Regions from separate parts of the Homo sapiens genome. Here region 2 is linked to region 1. The links are chromatin contacts, found by POLR2A ChIA-PET in ENCODE. All regions are on one chromosome and are shown on one strand. The core of a region is the stretch at or near the end of the contact, and the rest is flanking DNA. Distances in the headings are between cores, read along the strand shown. Region 1 holds the start of RHOH (ras homolog family member H). Region 2 holds the start of AASDH (aminoadipate-semialdehyde dehydrogenase).

Region 1 (6,610 bases), core at 846-3,345:
GCAAAGTTTCTCTTTAATCTCAGCACTGGGGAGCCAGGAAGACCTCATGATTCTGAGCTATGTGTTTATGTTTCTCCCGCGGGCAATGAGCTTTCTGTGTGGTGATATTTCCTGCTTCATACCAGTTGCTGAAGAGCATAGAACCACGTGGCATACATTCTCTGTAATTAACCTCACCCCCAGTTTTAGTGTCATTTTTGTCTTCACTTCTCTTGGCCTCATTTTCAAATTTCTTGTTTTTAATTGTTTCATTTTGCTAAGGTGTAAGTATTTTTGCCAGATGCTCTAAATCCTTTGATGAACAAAACCAGAAGTAGATAAAGAAAATATCCACAAGCTTATGTTCTGCTCAGCTGATAACATCACCATGGTGATCTGGCTTTCCACAGAGGATTTTCCCTTTCTTTCCTTTCTTTCTTTTCCTTCCTTCCTTCCTTCCTTCCTTCCTTCCTTCCTTCCTTCCTTCCTTCCTTCCTTCCTTCCCTCCCCTTCTCTTCCTTTTCCTTCCCTTCCCTCCTTCTGTCTGTCCCTCTCTCTCTTTTTTCGAGACAGGGTCTTGCTGTGTCCCCAGGCTGGAGTGTGGTGGTGGATCACAGCTCACTGCAACCTCAACCTCATGGGTTCAAGCAATCCTCCTGCCTCGGACTCCTGAGTAGCTGGGACTACAGGTGTGGTTGCCCAGCTAATTTTTGTAGAGATGGGATCTCACTACGTTGCCCAGGCTGGTCCCGAACTCCTAGGTTCAAGCAATGCTCCCCGCTCAGCCTCCTAAAGTGCTGGCATTACAGGTGTGAGCCACCGCCACTGCACCTGGCCTCCCACAGAGGATTTTCTAGGAGATAATGTGCTCTTCAGAAGGCTCGAGGATCTCAGCTGGCAGATTGAGTTCTTACTGTGCATTAACAAATTGACACATGGGTTCATGTGGAAGTCTTGTGAACTTGGTAATTGGGTGTCTATTGATAAGAATGCTCACCTTGTACCATTGATTCCCTCTACAACTATGCTGCAAGCACAGTCATCTGCTTTCACTTCTTTGAACATGCCAACCTCTTTCCCACCTCAGGGCCTTTGCACATACTATTTGCCTCTACGTGGAATGTTCTTTCCTCCTTCTCATCCATTAGAGTGGCAGCAGTACTTTAGAATAATCAGAGGGGTTTAAAATAATATTGATGTCCGGTCCCAACCCAGCTCAATTAAACTCAAATCTTTGAGTGTGGGGCCGATGCACTGATAAAATAAAATAAAAGGCATGGAGTTGACTTTATCCTTACGGTCGGCAGGTATTTTGACCAAGCTATCACCGTGAGCAGTAGCATCAACAGTTAGTTATTCAGGGATTTGGGGCACAGGCGGTTGTGACCACATCACAAAAGTTCAATTTGTTGGGTTAGGCGTTTAGCCATAACCTAAGTAGTTGCAGATGGTCTCTACACCTGGATTGCCCATTAGGACAAAACAAGTAAACTTGTGTTTTTAGGCAAATAATGAAACTCTGAGGAGTCTGAAAAAACAACTCATCGCCAGGTAACTCCCAGCCCAGGTGCTCGTCCATACAGGGGTGAACGCACGGCAGGGGGCTGCTCGAACTCTCACTAAGCCTGCCTCTGTTCTTTGCAAAATATTTGATAGTTTTTAATGCAGCAAAGCGAAGCAGACAATCCACCTCTTGTTTTCCCCAAGCTGATGGGGGGAAAGTTCTAAGGTGTTGTTTCCTAAGCTCAAATTAACCAAGATTGGTCAGTGGCATGGACTTTTTTTTTTTTTTTTTTTGGTAATTTTACTTCCATGAGGAATCATTTGGACTCTTCAGTCTTCCTTTCTTCAGTTTTACGTAGGGCTTTGCTGGAGGAAAATGGGGCTAAGGGGGAGAGAAACATAGTCTCGGAGTAGGGTGGGGGATAAATTAAACGCAAACCCAGCGGTGCGGCAAAGGCCTTATTCTGCCTCTGATCTGGGGAAGTTTCATATTCTAATGGAGAGAAACGCACGTGCACACACACCCCCCTAAACCCACACAAATGAAACCCCCTCTGCGGAGAAGCCGGCTACAGGAAATTGACTTAGGCACAGGAACTTGCTAATCTCTTTTGTCACATTCGGATTGCTCCTGCTGCCCCACACACACTAACCCAACCATCTTGGGGTGGACTCCCTGCCAGCCCAACTGTTGTATTTTCAGTTCTTCCAGTGTGAATCAGTTAATATTCTCGGGAACGAGGGAGAGGTTGATCCTATGAGGAAATCAACCACAGTGAAAAGGCTTGGGCCGCTTTTGTTTTCACCTGCTTTTGTTGAACAAATTTGATTTCCGGAGTCAGTCATTTTACTGTCAAGACATTTCTTCGGCATTCTGCAACAGGTAAGGATTTTGCTTCCTTAAAAGTATTTCTTTGGTGTCAAAAGAAATTTTTCTAATTTTATTTAGCTTTTACTCTAGGCCAAACATCGTAATGACTCTGAGCTACCTGCTGTAAGGTGTAGAATCAATTTACAGGGGGACGGGGGTCGGGGGGGTGAGTGTTGCTTTGATATTCACTGCCCCTCACCACAGTCCTAACAAGATTTTTGAAACATGAAAAGTTACAATAGTTGGCTTTTTGGTTTTCCAGATATTCTAGAGAATGCATATGCTTGTGACTGTGGCTGAGCTCAACTGTATGGGTAGTTTAAATACTACCCAAGGTTTGATGAAGTAAATCTAAAGATGCTCTAAGTTGTGCAAATATGAATTTTAAAGTTGTCTAGTTCAGAAAAGAAACAGAACCGAAGTCTAAATGATGTAGATTTCAATCTGGAATTTCTAGCTTGTGTTTTTCACCTATTGCCAATGTTAATGACCATTTCCCAAAAGTGCTCTATGATGTATAACATGTATTTTTTAATTAAATTTAATCTTTCTTCTGAGGTGGTTTGATTTGGAGATATGCTACGAGGTACCAGTCAGTAGCCTGAGTTGTAACTAAACAAAGTTTGGGAAATCACCGGTTTTAGGTGCTTTACTAAATGAAAGTTGCCATTGACGTATTCAAGCAGGCAACAAGTAGTTGGTGTCCCCTTATTGGTTCTAAGCTGGTGCCGTGGAGGATATAAGAGAAATATTTTAAAAATCTCTACTTTGAAGGACCCTATAATCTGGTAGTTGTGATAAGAAGTAAAATTTAGGAAGCAATGCAAGATGAGAATTCAGTGATGAGTGGGGCAGCACAGGCTTGAAGAGTTCTGTGAATTCCATGGAGGGGGCCTGGGGGCAAACTGGAGTTGTCAGGAAGATCTGGGCTTTGGAAGAATGCGAAGTGTCGGTAGAAGGAGAAGGGGCAGGTGATTTCAGACTGGGAGGACCTTGTGGGCAAAGGCACAAAGGCGAGACTGACCTGGAGATGATAAGGCCAGTTGAAGAGACACTGGAGAAGAGAAGACAGTTTGTTTTACACATTGCAGGAAATCAGATTAGACAGTTAGGGTGTGGACACAAAAGCGAGGACCTTGCAGGCACTGGGGAGAAGTGACCCCATTCAATAGTCCTTGGTCTCCTTCTGCCCTGCGGCTGCGCTTCCTCGGCTCTCACGGCACCAGCAGAATTCCATGTGAGAGGGAGCTTGTCGAGCGTGGCCTCTTCCCACTTGGGGCTGCTTTCTGCATCCCTGTGCCTGGCTGTGGGCCTCCATTTGCCCTCTACTGTCTTCCCTTAGGACATCATTTATGCAGAGAAAGGTTCGTGTGGCTCGGGGTACCAGTAAGACCTCCACCTCTGGTTTCTTCATTTTAAGGAGGCCCTTCAATTATCCAGGAATTAAAGTGGCCTTCCTCTTGGGAGAACGAGTTGGTTGATGAATGATAAGCAAGTCTCTATTCCTCAAAAGCCAGTCCCCAAATTCCATGAAATATGTGCTACTTTCTTTGCATGTCTAAATGAGATGGCACGGGTATGCTTCTGTTCTTTTTCTGGACGTTGTTTAGAGAGTCAGTAGATCATAATAATTCAGACACTTTTTTTCTGGACCATAAAATATCTGAACCCATATAATAACAAACATACAGCACGGTGAATAAGAACCCAACTTTTGAGCCAGATCACTTTGCATGGAATCCCCATTCTATCATTCTATCATTTCTGGGCTGTGGGAACCTCAGACAAGTTACTTAACTTCTTCAATGCTCAGATTAAAAAAAAAATTCACAAAATATCTCTAATAACAGTAATAATAACTGAAAATACCTACCTCAGAGGGTTGTCGTAGAGATCAAATGAGATAAAAATATGTAAAGCATGTAGCCTAGTGCCTGACTGAAAAAAAAATCTCTCAATAGATGCAACTCTTATGATTCTTATTAAGGACTTGGCTATTGCCACAAATGAAGGTGTTATGAGCCCTGGCTTAAGAGCAAGAAGCCTGCAAAGCTAACTCTCCTAATCCCAACATTCCTTTCCAGGGAAAGTAGGGTGACAGGTGGAGGCTGGGAATTAACGTTTTTTGAGCACCAAATATGGACAAGGCACAGGGGTTGGGTGTTTTTCTAGTGAGAATACATATGAAAGAAGGAAAACAAACTTGGAAACCGCTATTTTAAGCCATTTGGTAACAGTTTCTCTAGCTTATGAGATGAGAGAGGTCCTCTCAGTATCCGCTGCATTACTTGTGGGCCTCCTTGGTTGACGTCGCTCTCTGAACGCTTGGGGTGGAATTCTAGAGGTGCTTTTCATTAGAGGCAGAGAGCATGACCTTTCTTCCTTGCCCAGTTTAAATTAAATTATTTTATCTTACAATGTGTTAATTTTAGTGCTAGCAAGGCACAGCTAAAATTCCATTTCTACTTAGGAGTGGGGATCATTGTGGCAGTGAGTGCTTATTTGGGTTTGGGATGCTTGGATCTGGGTGAAAGCCAGGATTAAAAAGCATCCTCCTTCCCCATTCCACTCTCTAGGTTATAAATATTTTTTTGGATTAAAAGCCTCCTTTAAAAAAATGCAAATCCACCTGGCATGTTAATTGTGCAGGGGATTCCTAATTATGTGTGCAGATGACGTGAGTCACACGGTGATAGTGTTCCTTCTAGAGTCCCACTGGTGTCCTAAGGGAGGAGACTCTGGAGCTTTGTGTATGAAAAGGGATGGGCACAAGTCAGGATGGGGTGCACAGGTGGAGGCTGGGAGGCAGCATGACAGTGTGGGGGCTGGGGTGGGCTGTGAGAGCAAGGAGGGTGTCAGAGATGGAAAGGATGACCCCAGGGGGGTGGAAGGGTGCCAGAAACTTAGGGCTCCTCTGTGAGCTCTTTAGCCATTTGACTCTAGCAACTGCTTGAATGCCCTGAACAACCTTTTGACGACTTGCACAAGAAGTTGTCATACTGTTCCCCGGATGTGGACAGTTGTTCAGAGACCACGATCATGTGTCTGGTGTCTCACTGTGGAATAGTGGTTTCTAAAGCTGGCTGGACAGCAAAACCACCTGGGGAGCTTTTAAGAAACTGAAATTCCATGTCTCATACCCCAGCCCTCACGTGAGGTCCAGGAATCTGTGTGATTAAAAAATACAAGCCCCAAAACAACTTGGAAAGTGGTCGTTTTGCAGGTGGGGATTTAGGAACCAAGAATCCAGAACTCTCCTACCAGGGCCCCAGAAACCGTAAGTTGAATAAGTGCTGAAATGAGGCAAATTGATCTACTCTCTATTGTGATTAATATCTTCACACAGCAAGTATTTTCCTTTGTTTTGAGTTCATTCCTTGAGATGAGTTATCGGGAGCGGGGTGACTGGGTCCAGGATATGAGGATGTTTAGCTCAGTCATACCCGCATTTTAACACGCAAACGTACGGTGCCGCTCATTTAAAAACCAAAGTGTTGTATACATGTAGAAGCTATATATTATTCCGGGGCAGCCCAAAGAGGGGATGTTGCTTTCAAGCGAAAGCACCAAATCACATTCTTTTCTGGTAAAATAGAATACTAATGAATTGCTTTTGGAAGAAATTTCCAGAGCATTACTGAATGTTCAAGTGCTTCTTAGAGCACAAGTTGAACCTTTCTTATCTCTGCACTCAGTTTCTCGTAAAACTGAAGTCACAGTGACCTCTTCCCCATTTCGTAGAAAAGAAACCCAAGGAAGAGAGTGGTTAAGAAACAGAAGATACGGTTCTCATCACATTTGCCTGAGAACTACGTATAGTCATCCATTCAGTGCCTCGTTAAGTAAATAAATGATTGAATCATTTGTATACATGACCTCATGGAAAAAAGCACGGTAAAATGAATGTTTGAGGGTGGGTAGACAGAATTATTCAACCCGGACAGGTGTTAGATGTTCACTCTATCCCCCCCTTTTTTTTTGCATTAGGTTTTATTCATTATTTGCATCATCTATGGACCTAAAAGCATGCTCATTGTCACACAGATGGGAACAGGGTGAATTTTCAATGATTTCAATGAAAAAAAAAAAAAGATGTGCTGTTGCAAAATATCAAGGGAGATGTTTACAGTGGTGTTCTAGAACCGGCTTGCTCTCAAGTGCTGATTGTAATATTTTCAGAAATTTTCCAAGCCAGTGACATTATTGACTTCTCTTTATCTGTGTGATGGAAATGCTATATAATATTGTGCTATCTGA
Region 2 (6,321 bases), core at 1,193-3,692, about 16 Mb after region 1:
GGGTGACAGGGCAAGACCCCATCTCAAAATAAATAAGTAAATGAAATAAAGATAAAATAAAATGACTAATGTAAATAAACTTTGCTTTTAAATTCCAGTAGGAGCTAAACTCAGATGAAAGCAAAATCAATCTTTGACAGAAGAAAGCAAAAAACCCTATTCCTATTCATTCAGTTCTAGACAACTATATATAAAAACAGTGTTTATTACTATACTATTAATATTTTACAGAAGTCATACTTGTATAATTGTCAAGAAGTAAACTCTTCATACTGTATAGTTTATTTTTAAATTGCCAATAAGTTCACTTAGACTGAAAATATAATATTACAACTCAATAAAGCAGTATATCAATGCAATGTTCTCTGGGTTTCTTAATGCAGATTATATTAAAAGATTCGAAACAGTATTTCAAGAAAGAAACACTCGGGATCAACGGTAAAAAAAATTCACAGTGTTTCCTTAAAGGTGAAAGTTATTTTTTTCCCTCTCTGAACTCTGTTTTCCATATTTTAAAGCAATTAAGACTTACCAAGTAGCCTGCTTCAGTAAAGTTTTTGTTTGTTTTTGTGACAGTCTCGCTCTGTTCCCCAGGCTGGAATGCAATGGCGTGATCTCGGCTCACTGCAACCTCTGCCTCCCAGATTCAAGCGATTCTCCCACCTCAAGCTCCCGAGTAGCTGGGATTACAAGTGCGCGCTACCATGTCCAACTAATTTTTGTTTTTGTTATTTTTTTTTAAGTAGACACAGGGTTTCTCCATGTTGGCCAGGTTGGTTTTGAACTCCTGACCTAAGTGATCCACCTACCTTGGCCTCCCAAAATGTTAGGATTACAGGCGGAGCCACCGCGCCCGGCCGAGTCAAGTTTTCTTTTCTTTCTTTTTTTTTTTTTAATTTATTCACACCTATTTGAATTGATTTCCTGACTCAAAATTTTCATTTATATCAACTAATTAACATCAATTAGGAAAAAGAAATCCTAAAGAGAGTAAAATGAACCAATAACTGCCAAGACCCATAAGTTTGAAAATGCTGTGATTTCTAAATATACAGTTTAAACATATAAGGCAACTTTAGTACTTACATTATTTATTTTTAGTAGGCATTTCTATAAATATTAGCTCTTTTTAATGCACAAGATACAATTTTAAGCTTTCCTCAGACATACAATGATCATTATGTAAATATAAGGGAGGCTTTCTGCAGCAGGCGCTTAAATTATGAGGAATGAGTTCATTTCGCAACATACAGGTAGCGCAGAAGGGTACCTACACATCTATACGATAATTAAGATGTTTCTTTCCATTTTCCCAATGGTTGCTACAGACATTTAAGGTAAAATCCATTCTTCTTGTCTCAGGTTTTCATTTTCATTCATTGAATCACAAATAACATTCTCTGCAGTAGAGAATACTAAACTTATTAATGCCCAAATGTTTGAGACCTTAAAAAGGAAAAAAAGGCCGGGCGCGGTGGCTCACGCCTGTAATCCCAGCACTTTGGGAGGCCGAGGCGGGTGGATCATGAGGTCAGGAGATCGAGACCATCCTGGCTAACAAGGTGAAACCCCGTCTCTACTAAAAATACAAAAAATTAGCCGGGCGCGGTGGCGGGCGCCTGTAGTCCCAGCTACTCGGGAGGCTGAGGCAGGAGAATGGCGTCAACCCGGGAAGCGGAGCTTGCAGTGAGCCGAGATTGCGCCACTGCAGTCCGCAGTCCGGCCTGGGCGACAGAGCGAGACTCCGTCTCAAAAAAAAAAAAAAAAAAAAAAAGGAAAAAAAAAAGCAAACTCTGGTAAGCAGATTTTACATGTAAAAGGAATAAATTTACTTGCTACAACTGTAGAAGCTGCTATTTAGTCAACAAAGATCTTAAGAGTGTCAGCAAATTCAATTGCTATGGGGCCTCTCTCTAGGCCACTGGCTGTTTTAAAAATGGATAAATAATCTAGAAACTTTATTTTCCCAATTCCCCGGCTTCTAAATTTACGGTATGCAACGAGTAACAATGCAATTTACAGCTTCCTAAACATTTCTTCATTGCTCTTCGAAACCACTCTAGGGGGTAGCTGAGCGCGGAGCACACTTATTTCCATTTGAATGGAGGGGCGGAGGCTAGTGACGCAGGAGTGTACACACAGGTCAGGGTTAGTCTGCACCACACCAGCACGCCAGACCCCGATGTATCAAATCCGAGGTCAGGCAGTGGTCCTGAAGCTGAGCAAATGTATGTGGAAGCAGGCTCAGGCCTAGCGGCACTTCGCCTCCTTCACACAGACCCCCGCCGGACACCGCGCCCTGCCGCGACTCACTTAGCAAGTCTCGCGGATTAGGTTTGATCGCATTCGGCCCTTTCCCGGATAGCTCGTCGCGGATACTTCTCACAGCGAAGCAGCAGCTCCCAGAAGCCGTAAAGCTATCCCAGAGCGAGGCACCATACGTAAATCTTCCGCGTCGCTACGTGACGTCAGTGCGAGCGACCCCGGGCCGGCTGCGTGGAGCTGGCGCTGCCTCTCCTGAAGCCGAGGCGCTAACTTGAGTGAAGAGGTCTATAGGCTTTTTCACTTTTGGTTATCTGCTCAGGCGCTCCTTGGGGTCGCGCATGGTCTCGGACAGGGTTTGCAAGGACTTCGGAGCTAACCAGTTTGGAGCCATAACCCTTTCGTACTTGCCAAAAAACTCTGGGCAAGACTCTTGAATTTTGAGCCGCAGTATTCTCGTTCATAAGGTGAGAATAAAAACATCACCTAGGGTTGATGTGAAGAGAGATGAAATCATTGTGAAATAGGAGAGTTATTGCTTTCAACCAATGACATTTTCTGGAAACGTGCTGGAGATATGGCTGCAGCAGTGACGCCTGCAAACGACGTTCCTGTCATCATGATGCTGACATTTTAATTGGGAAGCAGATTGAAACGATAACTAAGGAATTTGACAGGAGCATTTAGTAGGACCTGTAAAGAAATTAAAGCAGGTCCGAGGTGGAGTTTTGTAAACTATATGCCTGAATAGAACTTTCTGTTTCCAAGGGAATTGTTACAGTTGGAGACATGTCAATTATTACAATAAGCGTCAAGGGCAATAACAGAGGTGTTTTAAAGCTACTGTCTGGTGGCAGAATAATCGGGATTTTTTTGTTTGGGGGGTTTTAGCCGGGGGAGGGACTGCGAAGACAGCTCTGCATCAAAACAGTACGTGAGAAAAAAGCATAGGACGCTCTCGCAGCCGTAGTTGTTGGTGACAAGAAACTGTGCTTCTAATCTAAGCAAAAAATATCTCCACATGCCAACTATACTTTTCCAAGATGTACCATGGACTACTCAAACTAACACAGCCTTATTTATGTATTTAGGTTGGAAGTGGGCAAAAGTGTATCTTGTCTATGTTTCTATGTTTCTACGTTGGGATGACACCATCATCCACCCAGCCAGACAGTTATCAACCTTCCCACTTTCTTAACCTCTTACATCCGATTAGACCCTATGTCCTCTAGTTCTCAGTCTTGAGACCAGCACCCAGCTGGCTACATCAGAATTGCCGGTGGTGATGTTTTAGAAGATTCCAAATTCCTGGACTCCATCCCCGGAGGTTCATCCCCTAGTTTTCTAGTGAGGGGCCTAGAACCTGCGTTTTTTAAGTGTCATGTTCATCGCCATTACTGCTACTTTAGTTCAGGTCTTCTTGGTCAGCTTTTTCCTAAAACGTTTTCAGTTTTGTTTGCCTCTGATTGACTCTGAATTGCTGCCAAAATGATGTTTTATTATTCCAGTATCATCATCCAACTCTCTGATATTAATGATACCTTTTTTAAAGTTTTTCTTCCCTTGCAGTATCTATTTCCCTCAAGTTTCCTTTTTTTTTCTTCTGTTGATTTTGTGCTCTATCTTTCACATTAGAGGCTTTCCTAGGATGTCTGGTGGTCCTTATCTGCTCATATGTAAGTGGGGGTATATTTAAAAGTTGATTGGAAGCTGTTGAGCCCATGGGACGTTTGTTGAAAATCAAGTGGGAGAGGAGGGGTATGGAGGCTGCGGTATGTCTCAGAATTTAGTACAATTTTCACTTAATTCTCTTTGTTTTAGGTGCCTGATGTCCTCCATTACAGAGACCCCGTTTTACTCCTGAGCAATAAAAAAAGGCTTCAGAATAAGGCGGGGGCCGGGGGTGGCATAAAGGATATAACACTCTCCTAAATGAACTTCCAGTCCTTTTAGGTACCCTCTTCACTTCTACTTCCTGAAGCCAGTTTCTTAGTTTTTTAGGGGGTTCTGTGATACAAATAGAATTGCTTGTTGGTTTTGCTCACTGGGGGTTTAGAATTCAGGTTTTTCAAGTCAACTGAGCCCTTTGCTATTGATTCCAGAATTTCATTTCCATTATTCCTTTTCTTTAATCCTTAAGGGTGTATGACTTTAAAAATCCTGTTACTGTCATTTTCAGGGAGTCTTAGGGAGCAAATGTAGAACACTATGTTTAAGACAGCATTTTTACCTGATAATCCAAGGTGATCATTCTAAAACATATACCAGATCAGTCATAGCATTCTTCTATGAGAATAAGAAGCTTCAATGATCCCTCGTTGCCTGCATAACATTCAGACTCTTCAGCAAGGTAAACAAGAGAGTTCATTTTCTTTCCAACCTGATATCTCACAGCAGGCCACTGCTCCCCCACCCATCTTCCACATTCCCCACACCTGATACTGTAAACTCTAGTCATAATGAAAGGCTAGTAAGAGTTCTGAGAATACAAAGTCCTTATCATGTTTCCACACCTGTTTTGGCTGGGCTCAGGCTGAAATACCCTTCTTTCTCCATGCCTGCTTGATGAAAATACAGCTTAAACATGACTTCCTCAGTGATGCCTTTCTTCAAGCCCTAAAGAATAATTTATCCAGACTCCTCCAAACTCCATCCCACGAACCCATCATACTCTTGGGAGGGGTCATTTGTCATGGGACCTGCAAATTCTGGGTTTGCCAAGAATGTAAGGTCCTAACTGCTCTTTACCTAGATCATTTTTCAGGGTTGTTTGGGATGATCAGTTTCATAGCTGAAGTATTCTTCCCAAAGAGTAGGCTTGCTTCCACTTAACTACAAAAGTATGGAATCCCCCAAACTCAGTATTCCTCTCCTATAATGTAACCCACTGACTGCATGTGCAGACATCCATGGAAGCCCATCTTCACCATCCTGGTGGGACTTGGGGGACATGGAAAATGCATAAACATGAAGTTCTGGCTTCTGCTTTTGCCATAAATTACAAAGTTCTTTGTCACCCAGGAATCCAAGTTTACTGCCATAAAACAGTTAACAGGCTATCTTACTAACTTTAAAATAGGTTTCAATACCAGACCCTTCCCAGACAGCGACATATATTTCTTACAGCATCAGTTGTTACTGTTGCTGCATTATTTCCAAATCTGACCTCCTATACTAAATAGCACCCTTATAGCAGGGATTCATGTCTTAGGCGCTTGTTTCCCAAACTATTTTTTTTTTTACTCAGCTCCATCCACTTACACTGTTCCAGTTGCAGGGAAATATCAAATGCCCACCCTGTACCCTGCTGATATTTTGTACCTTGACTGGCACACTCTACTTATTTTAAGGCTTATCTCTCAGTTGTCAATGTCATTGTTTCCTTAAAAAGTTCAAAAATAATTTGGAAAATCCTTGACCCTACCTGAAACAAGGTTAGGTCCTCCTGTTATGTGCTGTTGTACCACATATCACAGTTGGGATAATAAGGCATTGTGTGAGTTACTCTAAGTGTTCAGCTGCTCAGGAGAAGGCAGAGAGCAAATTAGTGGTTGAGTTTTTCAGGCTTGGTGTTTTGACAGGTGTATTAGTCTGTTCTCACATTGCTTTAAGTAAATATCTGAGACTGGGTAATTTATAAAGAAAAGAGGTTTAATTGACTCGGTTCCACATGGCTGGGGAGCCCTCAGGAAACTTAAAATCATGGTGGAAGGCACCTCTTCACAGGGCACGAGGAAAGAATATGTAACTATGGAAGTACACTGGAAGGCCAGGAGTGGTGGTGGCTCACACCTGTAATCCCAGCACTTTGGGAGGCCGAGGCAGGTGGATCACGAGGTCAAGAAATCAAGACCATCCTGGCCAATACAGTGAAACCGTCTCTTTGAAAAATATAAAAATTAATTTGGCATGGTGACACACGCCTGTAGTCCCAGCTACTCTGGAGGCTGAGGCAGGAGAATCACTTGAACCCAGGAGGTGGAGGTTGCAGTGAACCGAGATTGCGCCACTGCACTCCAGCCTGGTGACGAAGTGAGACTCCATCTCAAAAAATAAATA

The links. ChIA-PET counts read pairs that join two places held with the same protein, here RNA polymerase II (POLR2A).
Region 2: POLR2A ChIA-PET joins it to region 1 with 18 read pairs in OCI-LY7. The contact joins the promoter of AASDH here to the promoter of RHOH in region 1. POLR2A ChIA-PET finds 5 or more read pairs at or near these places in 2 of 52 experiments (OCI-LY7 and activated CD4-positive, alpha-beta T cell).

Annotation. Positions count from the first base shown.
Region 1 is chr4:40,194,936-40,201,545 of GRCh38, forward strand. RHOH (ras homolog family member H) reads left to right here and starts at 2,096. Exons shown (of 3, transcript NM_004310.5): 1 at 2,096-2,365. RefSeq lists an enhancer at 3,069-3,168.
Region 2 is chr4:56,385,049-56,391,369 of GRCh38, forward strand. AASDH (aminoadipate-semialdehyde dehydrogenase) reads right to left here and starts at 2,443. Exons shown (of 15, transcript NM_181806.4): 1 at 2,314-2,443. RefSeq lists enhancers at 1,861-2,368, 2,338-2,707, 2,369-2,875, 2,738-2,787.